Linked DNA regions of Homo sapiens: region 1 is linked to region 2. A link is a loop called in an ENCODE intact Hi-C map of the cell type or tissue named here. Cell type or tissue: Caco-2. All regions are shown on one strand. Each heading gives the region's core, and the rest is flanking DNA. Links, peaks and the distances in the headings are about the cores only.

What was found. A loop is a pair of places that touch in the nucleus more often than their neighbours do. Peaks named below come from ENCODE experiments on the same cell type or tissue, not always from the same donor. Only the 100,000 strongest peaks of a DNase experiment are listed, where the experiment ranks them.
Region 1: it touches region 2 in a loop (8-fold over the local background); 2 of 110 quality-filtered maps call a loop at or near these places.

The regions. Positions count from the first base shown.
Region 1 is chr6:147,706,379-147,715,202 of GRCh38, forward strand. It overlaps a transcript of SAMD5 not described here. Among named protein-coding and RNA genes, the nearest start is that of SAMD5, 200 kb to the left of the region's middle. In Caco-2, for the core only: no CTCF peak of the experiment used is centred there; DNase peaks (open chromatin) are centred at 3,233 and 3,533.
Region 2 is chr6:147,638,815-147,647,638 of GRCh38, forward strand. It overlaps a transcript of SAMD5 not described here. Among named protein-coding and RNA genes, the nearest start is that of SAMD5, 130 kb to the left of the region's middle. In Caco-2, for the core only: no CTCF peak of the experiment used is centred there; a DNase peak (open chromatin) is centred at 3,737.

The sequences.
Region 1 (8,824 bases), core at 348-8,347, 68 kb after region 2:
CCATGCCTGGCTAATTTTTGTAGTTTTTTAGTAAAGATGGGGTTTTACCATGTTGACCAGGCTGCTCTCGAACTCCTGACTTCAGGTGATCTGACCACCTTGGCCTGCCAAAGTGCTGGGACTACAGGCGTGAGCCACCGCACCCAGCCATGACAAGTCTTTATGAAGGAAAGAGGAAAAACAGTATAGTTGACTTTTGTACAACACAGGTTTGAACTGTGAGAGTCCACTTATTCTAAACATGGATTGAAAATACAGAATTCTTGGGGATGTGAAGCCTGACTTTTCTGGTACTTGGCTCTACAGGGCTAACTGCAGGACTTGAGTATGCGTGGATTTTGCTATATGCAGGGAGTCTTGCAACCCATCTCCTGTGTATACCAAGGTGTGGCTGTATTTAAATTCATTGTCCCTAAAATAGAAGCTAAAATTAATGTTTCTCTAATTAATTCACTCATTGGGACAATGCTGAAAAATGGCCTTCCTCTGGTTCCCCATAAATCGTCTGCATAAATCCATGGGGAGACTGATATTTTGGGCCCACACTATTTATGACTGAGGTTGAGATATGTGATCAATTAGCTTTTAATTTTGTCCAAATTAACTTACGGTGTAAATACAGACTAACACTTGGTTATGTACAAATGCCAATTAAAGGCAACTTCTGCCAGAAAGTTGTTGGCTAATGATGTGTTTTTTGAGGAACAGAAGTTTTAGTCATTAGAGAGGTGCTGTTGTTCACATCCTTATCATGCTTAGAAGGAACATTTTCCAGTGTTTATATATTGGTAAGAATATTGTGGACTTCTTGACTTGCTCTTCAGTGACTGAGAAGCTTAGCAAGATGTCTCTTCAGCTAATTTTTATGTTTTAATATAGAACCAAACTTTCAGAAGAGTTGATGCTAGACTGATTTTTTATGACTTAAGTAATTAAAATTTTTTGTGAATACACCATTTTGTTCAGAAGCATGTTTACAGAGTTTGTAATAGTAATATGTTGCTGACAGTGAAGGTGAACAAAATGTTGAAAGGCTGCAATGGTGTTAAAGTAATGAATTAATGAAAAACTGAGTGGTTCTCTGAGGCTCCTGAAACCCTTCCCACAGGAAGAGAGATGAAGATTTCCTTCAGACCAGCCTGATCTAAATAGGAAACACCCTCAACTTCCTCCCAGCCCTGCTTATCTCTTTGCTTGTGTTTAATGTAAAATTTTCATTATTTAGTTACTAGAGACATTCATTCAGAGTTTAGCATCTGTCCTTTGAACTTGTTTGCATTGGTGTGGTCTGTCATTAATTGAAAGCTCCTAGATTGCAGGGTCAAGTTTTCTTACATTCTGTGACTAAGATGCTTATTACCACCCCATACTAAACAGATACTGAAGAAAAGCATTCAGTGTGCTTTTGTTTACCTTTCTCCTTGCCTCTGGTGGAAAAGTATTTTTCTGGATTGCTTCATCAGTAATACCACTGATGAGGCTGGGGATGAGGGGGTTGAGATATGATATGGGGTGGGGTTAAGGTTAGGGAGCAATTTAGGGTGGGGAGTAGGAGCTCTTTGCAATCAAAAAGATCCAGAATATTCACTTCACAACTTACCATCTTTCTGGCCTCCGACTTTCCAAACCCAAATTTCCTCACCTGTAAGGTGAGGCTATTATACCTGTGTTATGGGCTGAATTGTGCCAGATCTCCTTTCCCAAATTCATACATTGAAATCCTAACCCCAGAACCTCAGAATGTGACTGTATTTGCAGATATGGTCTTTATGGAGGGTACTTAAGTTAAAATCAGGTCAGCCAGGTGGGCCCTAATACAATATGACTCATGTCCTCAGAAGAAGAGGACATTTAGACACAAACATAGACAGAAGGAAGACATCATAAAGATACAGGAAAAAGACGGCCATCCGCGAGCCAAGGAGTGAGGCCTGGAGCTGTTCCTTCCCTCACAACCCTCAGAAGGGACCAACCCTGTTGACACCTTGATTCTGTACTTCCAGCCTCTCCTTTCACTATGAGAAATCTCTGTTGTTTAAGCCACCCAGTCTGTGGTACTGTGTTATGGCAGCCCTTGCAAATGAATACAACTTACCTTACACTCCAGTTGTAAATAGATCAGACACTGTGAAGAGCTTATGGTGCATAAAGACACTCAGCAAATGGGAGCTTGATAAAATGATCAGAGCTAGAGAAGGGAACAGAAGTGGAAATATTTCTAGAAATATATTTGAATCCTTAAAGCCTGGGTAGATGTGGAAGTTAGGTTTGGAAGGAAATTCAGGTAAGTTTCTTTTTATTTAAATTAGGCCCCCTGCAAACATAAGAGCATTTATGGATCGACTGTATCCAATTGTGTTTTTCTTTGTGGTTGTCTTTTGGGGATGATAAATGAGCCCAAATAATAACAAATGAGCCTCACAGAAGGATTTATGATTTTGAACCATAGGGTTCAGATGGTGTCTGCAAGTTGAATGCTTGGTAAAAATATGTAAGCAGTGGTGTCCCAGTCTGTCTGGTTTTGTTGGATTGGTTTCGCACTTCATTGCTTTCTGGCAAAGAAATAGTGCAAGCCCAAATAATTTTAAAAATTGCCAGTGTTAAAATGTTGCCTCCTGCTATTCACTCATACTCCTCTCTGAATAATCAGCGGTGGCTGTATTTATGTGGATCTAGGGAACATTTTTTTAAATATCAGCTTTACATGCCAAGTTACCCTTTTTAACTTAAAGAAAGTTCTTTTATTTGCAAGCTATTCTTCAAGATAAATAAGTATTATTTTCCTATTTTGTACCTTTGAAGAATAATTCTTTCTAATTTGAAGTTTGGTAAAATTATAATTTTGAGTAATTTCTTAGGTGCCTGGATTTCTTATAAAAATGTCAGGATTGGCAAATCTCTTAAGATATTAGGATTCTCTAACTACTCTGCCCTTCAGCTACTTTGATGCAACATGTTTTGTTAAACACTAATAGTTCTTCCGAAGTCATAGCAGCAGTTAGGGAAGGTCATGTAGGTGGGGGAGTTTTATTTTGTGAACTATTCTCCCTCTCCACACAAACATAAAATTAAACCATAATCAAATTGATTCTTTAGAAGGCTAATCAGGGTTTTGTTTTGCTTTGGTTTGGTTTTAAGATAATTCTGTAAAGAGTGCTCTCCTGGCACAGAAAGAAGACATTGGTCACCACCCAGAGAGGTGACTCCACAGCAGTCATTAGCTGGACCTAACTGTAGCTTAAATACCATGAGTCACAAAGGAAATACACAAGTGATAACAGCAGGTATTCACTCGTGCTTATAAACTGTTAACACCCAGCACAGTGGAAAAAGTGATAAGCTTATTTGATTAGCTCAAAAGTTCTCAGAAGTTCCTGAGGCTGTTCTCAGTTCCAAGAGGAGATAATAAAAATTCTAACTACTCCCCTTCTGGTACCCATCATCTTTTCTCTGGAGGACTTCAAAGGCTTCATTTGTGGCCTCGCTATCTTAACTGCTATACCTCCTCCACCATACTTCTAAAGCACAATTGTGTCTTGCCGCTTCTGCCTAAAACTGTGCAGTCACCCCTGATTACCCTCCATATAAAGTTTCAATCCCTCAGTGAGGTCTACAAAGTGCTTTACGATCAGGCCTCTGTCTACCTCCAAATTCATTTCCTGCAACTACCTTTTTGTGCCTGTTGTCAGTCAGTCAGAAATACCTGCAGTTGCAGGCTTTCTCATGCCTCCGGGCCTTTGCATGTGATGTTCCTGTTGTGAACAAGCTCTCTGACATCTAGATTTCTTGATCTAGCCACCTACTGCTCTCCATCAGCTCAATCTAGACTTTCCCTGCTATGAGACTGGGTTGAATGTTACTTCCATGTGCTCCTCCTACCCACCCCGTATGTATTACTGTATTGAAAGTACACTTACCCCGCCCTTATTCTTGGGCTCACTCTCTGAGGTTTTAGTTGCCTATGGTTAACTGTGGTCCAAAAATATTCAATGGAAAATTTTGGAAATAAATAGTTCATAAGTTTTCAATTGCATGCCATTTTGAGAAATGTGGTGAAATCTAACCCTGTCTGGCCCCATCTCACCCAAGATGTGAATCGTGCCTTTGTCCAGCATGGCCACACTGTAGACACTCCCTGCTTGTTAGTTACTTGGTGGCCCACTCCGTTACGGTTATCAGATTGACTGTGGCAGCATCACAGTGCTGGTGCCCAAAGAACCCTTATTTTGTTTAATAATGGCCCCAAAGTGCAGGAGTAATGATGCTGGCATATTGCTATAATTGTTAGTTGTTCTATTTTATCATTGTTAACCTCTTGCTGTGCCTAAATTATTAATTAAACTTTATCATAGGTATGTTTTATATAGGAAAAGACAGTATATATGGGGTTCAGTACTCTCCATGGTTTCAGACATCCACTGGGGGTCTTGGAATGTATCCCCCCTGGATAAGGGGGACTACTATACTTGTTACTTGTCTCCTGCACCGGATAGTAAGTACTTTGAAGGGAGAAACAGTGTCTTGTGCCTGTTATATATACACTACCTAGCTAGTGTCAAATTATAAAAGAATATGTGTGATGAAGGAAGGAAAGAAGGTGGGGAGGAGGGAGGGAGGGAAGGAAAATAAAGGAAGGAAGGAAATAAGGAAGGAGGGAAGGAAAATGAAAGAAGGAAGGAAAAGAAGGAAGGAAGGAAGGGAAGGAAGGGGGCAATGGAAAGTATCAGAAGTGGGAGGGTGTTGTAGAGAGAAGGAATTGGTATTAATGGAGAACTTATTATTTATCCTACCAGTCTCTTTCATTAAATCTTCATGACAGCTCTTTGAAGCAGGAATTATTATCTCTAATTACAGATGAGGAAAGTGGGCCTCGGAGAGTTCAGCCCATTGTCAGGGGTTTCACAGCTCGTAGGTTGTGGGACTGGGATTTGAATGCAGATCTGCCTGATCCCCCAACCTGACCCTGTGCTCCCTGTCCCATTTCTAGCCATATCATGGGACAGATAAAGATGTCATATAATCACCTGGTGTATTCACCACAGTCTTGATCAAGCCAGGCCGCTCTAATTCTCAGCTGCTTCTCATTAGCCAAGATTCCTGCACTTTAGGCTGAAATAGAAAGAAGCTCAAAACAAACCCACTGGCCTATTTTTGTTAATCACTATAAACGGTGGCTGTAGCAGAGCTGATTCATTTAATTGAGGATGTAGAAAATATTGCAGAGAGTAAAGAAAAGGCTAGGAATGCCAAATTAAATTTCTTGGAAAATAGTGGTTTGCATTCTTCAAAGGGGTCATTGCTGAATTTGTAATCAGATTGTAATGAATTTCAGCTGAAGTATTAAGTTTGTGGTATCCAGAAACCGGGAAATATGTTTGTGTTGTGAGTTCCTTACATCATGGAGTGTCATGTGCGTAAGTACACTTAATTAGATACTCTGATGACATTAGTAACAGTGTCAAATGTCATGAATGGCTAATTGCTTGCCAATCGAAAGCCCTATTTACATAAACACCAGGGGCCCACTCAGAGGTCTGCACCAACCATCTTTTAAGCTAAGATGTATCTTCAGTACCTTGGGACAAAGAAATGAGCATTTTCTTACAGAAATCCAAGAGACATTACAGGGGAGATAAAGAAATTTTTGAAGAAAATGTCTCTCGTCTGATCAGTTAGAGATTGGAAACTATAAGAATTTTTAAAAATAATAGTTATTAAAATGCATAATATTTTGTGGCCTTTATAGCTAGCTAAAGCACAATACTATCTTCTATATTTTATATTTTCTAAGTGTACTTTGATTCTGCATGTAAAGTTTCAGCCAAGCAACTCAATTATATTTTGAAAGCCATTCTGGAGTTTTAGCTTTACAAAGTTAACCTCCCACTTCTGTGCCACCACTCACACATACTAGCATCAAATGGATATAGAAAAACAACAATTTATTTTTTTCCAGGAATATTATTTGTGTTCTAGACTTTTAAAACAGACATGGATGTTAAAATTGTCATCCAGTTTTCCTCATTTTACAGATGAGAAATTAATCCCCAGAGACTTACAGTAATTCACTTAAAGTCACCTAGCTCCATGTTTTTTCCGCTCCACTCATGTTATGGGCTGAATGTTTGCTTCTCCCTCTTCCCTAAATTCATGTGTTGAAGGCCTAACCCTCAATGTTCTTGTATTTGGAGGTGGGGCCTTTGGGAGACAAATAAGTTGAGATAGCATCTTGAGGGTGGCACTCTTTTGATGGGATTAGTGCCCTTTTAAGAACAGAAAGGGAGGGACATCTCCCTCTGCAGAAGCATGTGCCATGGAAAGGCTATGGGAGCACACAATGAAAAGGCAAGGTGGCTGTCTACAAACCAAGAAGTGGGCCCTTACCAGACACCAAATCTGCTGGCTTAGACTTCCCAGCCTCTGGAACTATAAAAAAAAAAAAAAGTCTGTTGTTTAAGCCACCAAGTCTATGATATTTTGTTATAGCAGACTAAAATAATCCTACTCATACAAAAAGGATTGGAGCAGTTTATTGGTTCCTATTAGTGATTATGATCCATTTTTATAAACTATTATTCAAACCATCGGGAATGCAAAGCATTTTTTTCTCAAAGTCAAGCAGTAAATTGACAGCAAAAATGAAACAAAAGATCAGACCTCCTGAGTCATGGTCCAGAGCTTGTGATGTCAAGCATGTTGCTACTTAAAGGAAAGAATGTTTGTGTTTGATAATCTCATCACTTCTTAAAGCAATACCTGTTTGTTGACTGCGTTTTGCAAACTCTGCTATCCTTGGTCTTTTAGAGAACTCACAAGCTTTCCTGACATACAACTTTGACATTTAAAAATTGTTCTGCTATGTTTGAAGAAAACAAAGGATGCAAAGGTTCTCTAACAGTTGCATGAGTTCACTGAGACAACACTCAAACTACAGCTCTGGGACCCTGAATGTATATACCCTTGATTTATATACCCTGGGTTCCACTTGGTTTGCCGAGTCGAGTGCTGTAAAACATCTACATCTTGTTCTAAGAAGAATGAGGACATAACCTGGGTTGTTCTGGATACCTCCTCATTATCTTAGGATGTTGCATTCTTGGTAAATTCTGCCTGAGAATTGCAAGCAAGCGGCAGCAGAGCTGGGTCAGCCAACATCATCTGGAAAGGGAATGACCCTGTATCATGAAATCTCATGCATAAGCTGTAGGAGCAGGAAAAAGTTAAATGGTAGAAGAGATCATAGTGTCTATCCAAGAGTGTTTGGGGGAAACTAGGGCCCAAGGGTGATATAATATTTGGTGGCTTGTACACAGAGTATGGGGTAGAAGCTGAACAGAACTGTCACCCAAATTCAGTGCTATTTCTTTATCTTTCCAAGCAAAAGTAGTATGTATGACAAAGAAAAGGGTGAGACAAGGGTAAGCTGTAGTCAGTTTTCCCCTCTTCTCTCCTCCCTTACTCTTCCCTTGCCTCCCCTTTCATCTCCTTCCTCTTCTGTTCTTTCCTCTCCTCTTGTCCCTTCCTCATCCCTCCCTTCCTATAAATTATGAAGAAATATGTATTGAGATGTGTTTTTAGAACTTCTTCTCAAAACAGGTCTGTATTTTTACTTCTGTGCATTTGTGGAATTAACTGACTCCACTTAACAGTAAAATAAAACAGCCCTAAAAGAACATAAAGTTTATATTAAATGGTTATGAAAATAATGGGCACCTTCGCCCACTGAGATTGTGTTGAGTGAAGTTCAGTGACGATACTAAATAGGCCCCCTCCCACCTCACTAGGAGCCAATTGACAGATATGGAAGTCAGACAGAGGTAGGTATTTTGGTCTGCTTTTTTATTACTGAAGAGTAAACTGGAGGATGTGAACTGCCTGGCTGGCAACACTGGGCTTCCAAATAGACTTTCTGACTTAGTCATGAGCTGTATCTCTTAAGTCTATGGTCTGGCAGAAATTGGAAGAAAATCATGCACTCTGTGGGAAGGCATCCCAAAGAGAGTTCCAGAAGGGGCTGGAGAAGCACGTCCTGCTTCTTCTCCACAGTTGTCAGTCAGTTAAGTTTCTCCTCCTTCTATGGAGGAGTGAGTGATGAGCATGGTGTTGACTTATATATTGAGGTCCTTCTACCTGGAAGAGGGGAGGGGGACAATTGCTTTTCTGTTTCTAAACATATATTAGAGACTAAATGGTTAGGAAAAGATAATCCAATTTTCTTATGATTGAAAGATAAGTTAAAGGTGTTTTGGTTTTGTCTATGTGTAATTGTTATTCACTGTTTAATTAAGACAAAAATTATATACTTTGAATCAGTGATTCTCAAATTTAGTGTGCATTGGAATCATCTGGACAGCTTGTTATAATACAGATTCCTGGACTCTATTCTTGGACACTGAGTAGGAATGCCAAAAAAACGAATGACTTAGGTGGTCTTGGGGCCATACTTTGAGTAACGCAATCTGTGAATGTTTTCCTCCTTATCCATCCATTTCTGAATTATTTTTGTATTGTGGGTCATTACTTAGCCATTTCAAATTTAGTTATTAATCCTGATGATTGTTTACCAAATTACTATTATTAATACATATATTTGCTTACATGTTCATAGGGAAAATATGGGCATATATACATGAAACTGTAAATGATGGTTATCTTCTTGGCATGAGGTTACAGGAAAGGGTAGAGTTTTACACTCTTTCCTGCAGTGGTGTCACGGGATCTTTAGGGTGTTTCTTTTCTAGCTGGAAAGTTCTGTGGCTAGTGGTGCCTTTGCCCAAGTTTTTACTCAGGCCTGCTGGGCTTGTTCCACCCTCTTGGCTTGGCA
Region 2 (8,824 bases), core at 406-8,405:
CAGTGCTAGTAAATTGATTTTGTGTTACCTGTAATATGGATTTTGACAAAAAATTTAACAATACATTTCTTTACTAGATAATGACTTAGTAAGCTAGTGTTTTCTAATATGTTTATTAATTTGTTTGTATCAGATCAAATACTGGCTGATTTTTCCCAATGAGATCGAAAAGTTAGGACAGATATATAGACTTTGGCTGACCTGGGTGAGTTCTGTGCCAGGCATTGTGCTATCTATTGTGATTCTAAAGATAGACAAGGCGGAGTTAGTTATTTAAACTGCAAATTGCGAGTACTTGGCAAATGAAAGTTATTCATTTTCTGACCTTTTTTGAATTTTCTAGTCTTGGAATCCATGACAGGAAGCCAGAATTTCTAGCTTTGATGTGGTTTCAATTTGATGTAGTCTAAGCAGAATACTATAATTGTATGAATTAAGAAAATATAAAAGAACAATTAATGAAGTAGATAATTTTTAAAATGAGAAACATTATTCATTATTTGGTCTATGAAAATATACATGTATCCAAGATAGGATATTAAAGTTTTATTCTATGTAGCCCACACATATATTTATGCATGTGAATGGTATTTTCAATACACTTTGTGCATAGCTGTGTTCAGATCCCTCAAAGCACAGCCCGTGATGAGTAAGAAAGACTGTAGCTGCAGCTCTGGGGTCCCCGAGGAGCTATGGCTCATCCTCATCTCAGCGGGCTTCACTCCCAAGGGGTGGGTGCTACATCTCCATCCTCCCCTGTCCCAGCAACATTCTCCTCTTTTGTTAGCCAGGAATCCTGGAAGAATAGCAAGAGCAGAGGGTAGCATAAGGCTTGTGTTCCTTCCTAACTGCTGCCTTTCTGATTAGGAAGCATTGAAAAAGGTGCCTGTGTTTCCTCTGCATCTTTCTTTGGGAGAATTTTTCATGTAAATCATGAGATAAGAGTTATTCAGATTGATCAGTTTGAACATCCATTCTGTTTTGGTTGGCAGTCATGCTCTAAAAACTTCAGTGTAGATCATTTTTAATAACCATATGGAAACAAGGGCAATTTCTAATTGAGATTTTTTTTTTCTTTTCTATTAGAACAGGTTGCCACTGACTGTAAAGGGAAAGAATATTGGAAGTTATTTTTAAAGGTAGAGATGGGAGAAAGGAGTAATTTGAAATCTGAATTGTTCAGCTGCCGTCACACACATTATGGCTAAAAAGCTTCATGGTAAAGAATGACGGCTGGGCGCGGTGGCTCATGCCTGTAAATCCAGCACTTTGGGAGGCTGAGGCGGGCAGATCACGAGGTAAAGAGATCGCGACCATCCTGGCCAACATGGTGAAACCCTGTCTCTACTAAAAATACAAAAATTAGCTGGGTGTGGTGGCACGTGCCTGTGGTCCCAGCTACTCCAGAGGCTGAGGCAGGAGAATCGCTTGAACCCGGGAGGTGAAGGTTGCAGTGAGCTGAGAATCCATACCACTGCACTCCAGCCTGGTGACAGAGTGAGACTTCATCTCAAAAAAAAAAAGAAAAAAAAAATTGCCGGGTGTGGTGGTGTACACCTGTAATCCCAGCTACTCCGGAGGCTGAGATAGGAGAATCACTTGAACCTGGGAGGTGGAGGTTGTAGTGAGCTGAGATCACGCCACTGTCCTCCAGCCTGGGTGACAAGAGCAAGACTCTGTCGCAAAAAAAAAAAAAAAAAAAAAAAAAGAATAACAGACATAAAATTAAGCAGAAGTCTGCAAAATCTAGTCAAGATTCAAGGAGGAAGCCTTAAGCATGGTTAATGCTAAAGTTTTTCTCACATATTGAAGAAGGACATATTATTAACTTCAACATTTACCCAAATAAACCAGTCCCATCCCATTTAAAACAGGTTCAATGGGAAGCATCATTATTAAAATAAATAAAATTGTATGATGATGCTATTTCCTCAATACCAAAGTGGAAAAGCACCTAGAAAAGTTGCCAAGCCAAACAGCCACAGGCTTTGCAAGATTGTGCATCAATGCTATTGACCTACAAAGTTAGACCTGAGGACTTTGTCTTTAAGATCACTTAGATTCTTATCTTGTTGCTTAGCAATTAAGTATTTTTTAATTTAATGTTAGCTTCCCTTGTCCTGCCTCCTCACCTCCTCAAAAATCCCTTTGAAAATTCGCTAGACTCTTGTAGAAACTTTAAAATTGCATAATAGTAAGTTTGATTCCTTAATCCTCTGTAAACCTGCTTTAACATCCAGTAGACGTTAACAATGGTTGGACACTGATGGATAGTGATTGCTTTGTTGAATGGGGTGGGACACAGGATCTCAGAAGCTCAGCTTTTTAACCCAATCTCTAAATTCTTCTTCATATGAGAGCCTCCTGAAATGCCCAGCTCCAGCAATTAAGATATCTGATTCAAATATGGATGTCCAACATTGGAAGATTTCCTCCAAGAATTTCTTTTCTCACATTTCTTCATTTTAATGGGCTTCGGCAGCACATGATGAAATTTTCTGCCCACTTGCTGGGGAGCTCAATTTGGGGGCTTCATTGGCTACGGTGAAGTCAAAGGACCCTCATCACAATATATGTGATGGAGCAATTGACCTTTATTTGGAAGATGGACCTTTTGTACCTGGTAAAGTGAAGTGCTCAGGAGACAGCCAGAGAAAGCAGGGGCACGTCGCAGACATTTTGCATGTCAGGACAACCTTTTCAACTTGGTTTTTGCCTTGTAAAACAAACTAACTCTCTTTCTCTGTCTTTAATTTTTTTTTTTTTTTTTGCTCAAAAGTTTAATGGTTGTATGCCCATATTCTCATAAGTTTTCAAAATGTCTGTAACGAGTGTGTGTACTTTTAAATGATGATTCAGATCTTAGCTTTTTAAGAGTTATGTACATGGTTAACATCCAGCGGTCTCAAAACTCCGCTGTGCTCTTTTCTTCACTGTTGCCAAGCCTTTGTGGTTACAGAATCTTTTAACTTTACCTGTAAACTTTAAATAACTTAACTTTTAATGTTTTGAAGTAATCTTGTTTGTTTCTTTAGAGTTTGAATTCATGCTTACCTAAAATCATTTTCCCCTCAATTTATTTATAAAATGCTTAGAAGGAAATCTTATTCTTAGAATACTTATTTTTTCTGTCATACAACAATGACAGTCTAACATGAAGATGTTTGATTTATTTTCCTATTTTATTGTTCTGCTTTAATTCATACAGATCCAGAAGTAATGAATTATACCTTTTGTTAAAACTTTCTCTTTTGTTTAATGGAAAGTGAACAACAGGGTTGTTATACACACATTACAAAACTTTTTTCTTTTTCTTTGTAAGAAAATAATGAGCTAGACTGCAACCACACTGTAAGAATGTTTGTGGCATTTGTGATTATTTCTCTGTTTTAAGAAGTCCATTTCCTCTTTCTTACTTTAAAAATTGGATAAAAGTTTTTATCTTTTTGTTCTTTTCATTCTACCTATTGTCTTAGTGCATTTAATTCTATATGACAAGGGGCTGTGAAAAAGATCTCGAATAATGTTCCCATTGGTAGATGTGCTGCCTCTCTCAGCCTCAGTTTCCTCATCTGTAAAATGAGAGAGTTGTATGAGATGATCCCAGAGGTCTCACAAAGCTCTAAGTTAGGTGCCACTTTAATGATACCAGTGAGCAAGATGAACAAGTCATTTCAGTGGCTGAATTACCCTGCTCATGTTCCACATTCTTGAGATGTGACCTTTACATTCAAACTGCGAGTTCGTCATCTCTGGATTCCCTGAAAGACATTCATTCTTAAAGATGTCTGCCAGCGGCCATTTAGCCCAACCCTTTCATTTTCCAGATAAGAAAAATAAAACAGTGTTTTATTGAAACATCAATAGGAAAGCATATAAACTGACTTTTTGTTTTCTTTCTAATAGCTATGCAATCCCAGTCTTACTATAAATAATCCCAAACTAAGGCTTCAAAACCACAAAACTCATTCTGTAAACATTCTGTCTAAGGCTAAGACCTACCTACTGCCTCTATGGGAGCCCTTCTCTCCTGCCTGGGGTGCAGGGCCTCAGTGCTAATATGAACAGGGTCCCAGTCGTTAGTTGGCTGCCATCTGCACTGTTGTCACCCCAGAATAAATAATTGAGAAGCACATGCCACTGAGGTGTGCCTAATTCTGCGAAAATAACTGTTACTTCCCCAGATCCAAGAAATTTAGCAAACTCATCACACTGTAATAACAATTTTATTCATTATTAATCCTGGTGAGGAATACTTCAGCTGCTTTACATCTATTTCATACCCTCCACTTTGACCCCTCTCTTTGATACTGCAAATCCTCACGTTGAAGGGCATGTGAAATTATTGGTGAATCAGAAAGGTGATGTTTCATTCCGTATATTAATGCTTCTTTTGTAAATTAAGAATTTATTTTTGTTTGTAGTTAACTCAAATATGCTTTTTTTTATGGGCTTCAGTGTTCCATTAATTTTTAAAGGAATTAAATATTTGCTTAGATGTGCCTTCCACAGTTCTTTCAATCATGTGGGTAGATTTTTTCCCCTTAATTGTCTATGTTAAAAAGGGGAAAAAAACAACTAAAACACACAGTAAAGAAGGTAATTTTTTCCAGCTGTGTAGTAGTTCTATTCCTTCATTTGACTTTGATGTAGTCAAAAAGTGGCCGCCTGGTCTGACTTAAACTTTACTTCTTTTACCCCGTGGCAACATTTAGAGGGAAGAGAAATACAATCTCTAACTGGAAAATCTCCCAAATTCATTAGACTTACCACTTATTTACCAATCAGAAGTTATTTTAAGTTGCGGTTTTCTGCTCCAGTAAAGTGTATAGTCTGAAGTATTTTGTTACTCAGAATTTGGTGTATTTTATGGAAGACTTTACTAAAAGGAAAGAGACAGAAAAGAGGGAAAGAGAAAGAGGGAAGGAAAGAAGGAAGGAAGGAAGGAAGGAAGGAAGGAAGGAAGGAAGGAAGGAAGGAAAGAGAGAGAGAGAGAAAGAAAGAAAGAATGTCCTAAGGTAAAGAAGAGTCTTTACTAAAAAGGATGGAAGGAAGGGAGGCAGGAAAGAAAGAAATGATAAGTTCCTAATACATGAGCAAGGGTTTGTCTGGGATCTCAACTTGCCTGGGGTTAACTAGTGTTGTAGGTCCAAAGTAACTGGATTTAAATGTCATACATAATGACAAGTAGGAAAATTGGTACGTTATTTGCATGTGAATGGGGATAGAGGTGACTGGATGTTGATTCATTGCATGATGAATGTTTGCCCTTGGTGAAATGTTTTACCTTCCATGAAATTATAAACAATATTTCTTACTGACTGTAAAATGTAGACACCAAGCCTAGAAGTGTCTGCTCCTGAAATGCTGCTCTAATTAGAAAACTGTTTTTAAAAAACAAAACAAACAAAACCCAATCAGAGGAGGGAGGAATCTTGGAATTCTACACTTTTGAGGAAGGACTTGCCTTCATGTATTGCTTTAGGTTTAGGAGAGTTGGGAGTGGACCTGGGAAATATAATTCCAAGACGCATTAGAGATAAATGGACAAAGACAGTTTACTCACATTCTTTGGAAAATATTTTTGAAGTCTCTAAAATAAATTAGATTTATTATTCTTATACTGTTTTGTGTTAGTAATGTTTCTCTATATATTGATCTAATGTGCTTTTTAATTTGTAAAGCTAATACTTTTGCAGGAATAAACACAATCTCAGCTGTGAGACTATTAAGGAAAAAGTTTTTTCTAGATAATGCATCAGTATGTCTTCAAAACTTATAATTAGAGAGTCTTAGAACTTGATAAAAAAAGTTTCTTAATTTTTTGGAGAAATATTATCAAATATTTCCATTGATTGAAAACATTGATTTTCCAAGGTCACTTTTCTTCTTAAGCTTTTCCTTCAATTGGATTATAGTGATTGAATGATGGAAAACTTTCCCCAGTATTCTGCCGTGACAACTTGCAGTATATGTGTATTACACATTTTAACCTAGTAATTCTCCAAATCATCACAAGAGACATGGGATTCATGGAAACCCTTGGATTAGCCCAGGGTCAAACAATAAATTAGGATCAGTGTCAGAATTAGAGTTCACTAGGGACGCTGAATTTTGAGTTTGTTGTTGAAGCATACTGGTTGTGGTTTGATATGCATAGAATCAGAGGTCAGGATGCTCACAGATAGGTTTTTGTACTCTCTGAAAAGACACTACAAAACCAAACATCAGAGAGCATGCAGGATGCCCGCTTCTTAAGATGTGGAATGCCAGAATCCCCGGACTTTAACAAGGAGATGCCATAATCAGAGGCTCCGTGGGACTTCCAGGCTGGGGCAACCCCACACGACAGGACATCTTACTGATTTGAAGAAATGCCACTAGCAGTTGATGGCATGTGCAAGGAGGGATGACAATCGCCACTTGGGGGTCACTGGGCCTGACATATTTCTTTCAAGAAATTGAACAAAGGCCAGCTCCCCTGGGCTATGTAAGGTAAACATTCCAATCAGCATCACCCATGGAAGCTGATTTGGAAATCATTCTCAAGAAATACTGTCCAAGCTCATTTCTCTAAGCCCACGCAATATAATTTTAAAGCAAAAAGAACATTGACCCTTCCTCTGCTTGAGGTGGTAATGTTGATTCCCATGTTAGAATAATAGAATTTTTCTATACGTTATGTATTTATACACTTACTGCAGATTCAGCACAGAGGCCATCCTGGGAAAAAGAGCAAGTTACATTGAATTCTAATGTGTTACATATGATCTTGCACAGGTGTGTGAATACTTTTCATCTCAAAGCATTTCCCATAGTTTTATATAGGAGCAGGGTATAAGCTCGGATAATGGTGAAGTAGGCCAAGGAGAAAACCTAAGAATTGATGAGGTCTGTGATAAATTGTGGCACCTCAGTGTCATATGAGTTGAGTTGGTCCTATGCAGCTCTAGCTGCTGATTGTGTGAGAAATACAGACCCAGTGCTATCAGACCTTAAGACTTGCTTTCACAATAAATTAACACTCCAGGTTTTTAGGTGAAACTTTGCCATCTAATGAAATACATCCACGGGCCGGAACTGGCTCTCGGATCATCAGTTTGTGATAGACTAGGATCATTACCAGTGGCTTAGTATATGTCAAGTTCTGTGTCAACTGTTATCTTTGTCTCTATTTCTATATCTGTCTGTCTGTCTATGTATCTATCTATGTATCTATCTATCTATCTATCTATCTATCTATCTATCTATCTATCTATCTAGTCTTATCTATTCACAGTTGACCCTTGAACAATATGGGGGTTAGAGGTGCCAACCCCCTGTGCAGTCAAAAATTCAAGTATAGCTTTGACTCCCTCAAAACTTAAAGTACCAATACTCTACTGGTGACTGGAAGGAAGCCTTACTGATAACATGAGTAGTCAATTCATAGACCAGCGTGGTGGTATGTGCAGTGAGCCATGATCATGCCACTGCACTCCAGCCTGGGCGACAGAGTGAGGCCCTATCGCAAAAAAATAAAATGAGAGATACATTTGCATCAATTGTTTATGCTTCATGGATTCTTAAATATTCAATCCTTCTTGACCTGTTCGGTTTCCACTTATGTTTATTGGTAACTATCACTTCTTAATCTCAAAGGATTTCGATTGGCCTGTTTATGTCTCATGCTTAATAATATCCAGCTTGATACAGTACTTGTGTACTGTAGTATGCTAAACTAGAGAGCTTATCGTTATCACTGCACAATAATCTGTAGAAAACTTTGTAATTTGAAAACTTCAGGTGGCACTTGTAGTGTTGTATAAATATATGCAGAAATAAAACCATATTCAGAATTATTTCTTTTAGAATTAGAGTAATCATGCTTTAGAAAAAACTGCATTTCTTATCTCTTTTAATGTGTATAAAATAAACTTGAAATTTCACTTTGGGTTACCATAGAAAATAGTTGATCATATATATTTTGTGTTATATGTATTACACACTGTGCTCTTAAAGCAAGCCAGATAAAAGAAAATGTTATTAAGAAAATCATAAAGGCCAGGCGTGGTGGCTCATGCCTGTAATCCCAGTACTTTGGGAGGCCAAGGTGGGTGTATCACCTGAGGTCAGGAGTTCAAGACCAGCCTGGCCAACATGGTGAAACCTCATCTCTAATAATAATAATAATAATAATAATAATAATAATAATAATAATAAAATAGCTGGCCATGGTGACAGGCACCTGTAATCTCAGCTACTCAGGAGGCTGAGGCAGGAGAATTGCTTGAACCTGGGAGGTGGAGGTTGCAGTGAGCTAAGATCATGCCATTGCACCCCAGCCTGAGTGACAAGAGCAAAACTCCACCTCAGAAAAAGAAAATCATAAAGAATAGAAAATACATTTATTACTCATTAAGTAAAAATAGATCATCATAAGGTTCTTTATTCTGTCATCTTCATGTTGAGTGGCTGAAGGGAGGAAGAAACATTTAAAACATAGAACAGGCCAGAAATGGTGACTGAATAGATGCAGGGGATGATCAAGATGAGGTTAAGTTTTCTGGTTTAATTAATTGTGCAGTTGGTGAAACCATTCACCAAGATTTGGAGCTTGAAAGAGGGGGGTTTGAAGGGGGTGGCTGATGAAGCAATCAGGTTTGGATGGGTTGAGTCCGAGTTTCAGGTGCCAGTGGGACATTCAAGTGGAAATTTCCAGAAGTCATTTGGAGAGGTTTGATGCTCTAGGGAGCAACTTAGGCTGGATAGATGATTATAAGTGGTAGATAGTGAGGGAAAATATGGAAGAGGATGAGTTGGCCACAGTAGGGTGTGTATTAAG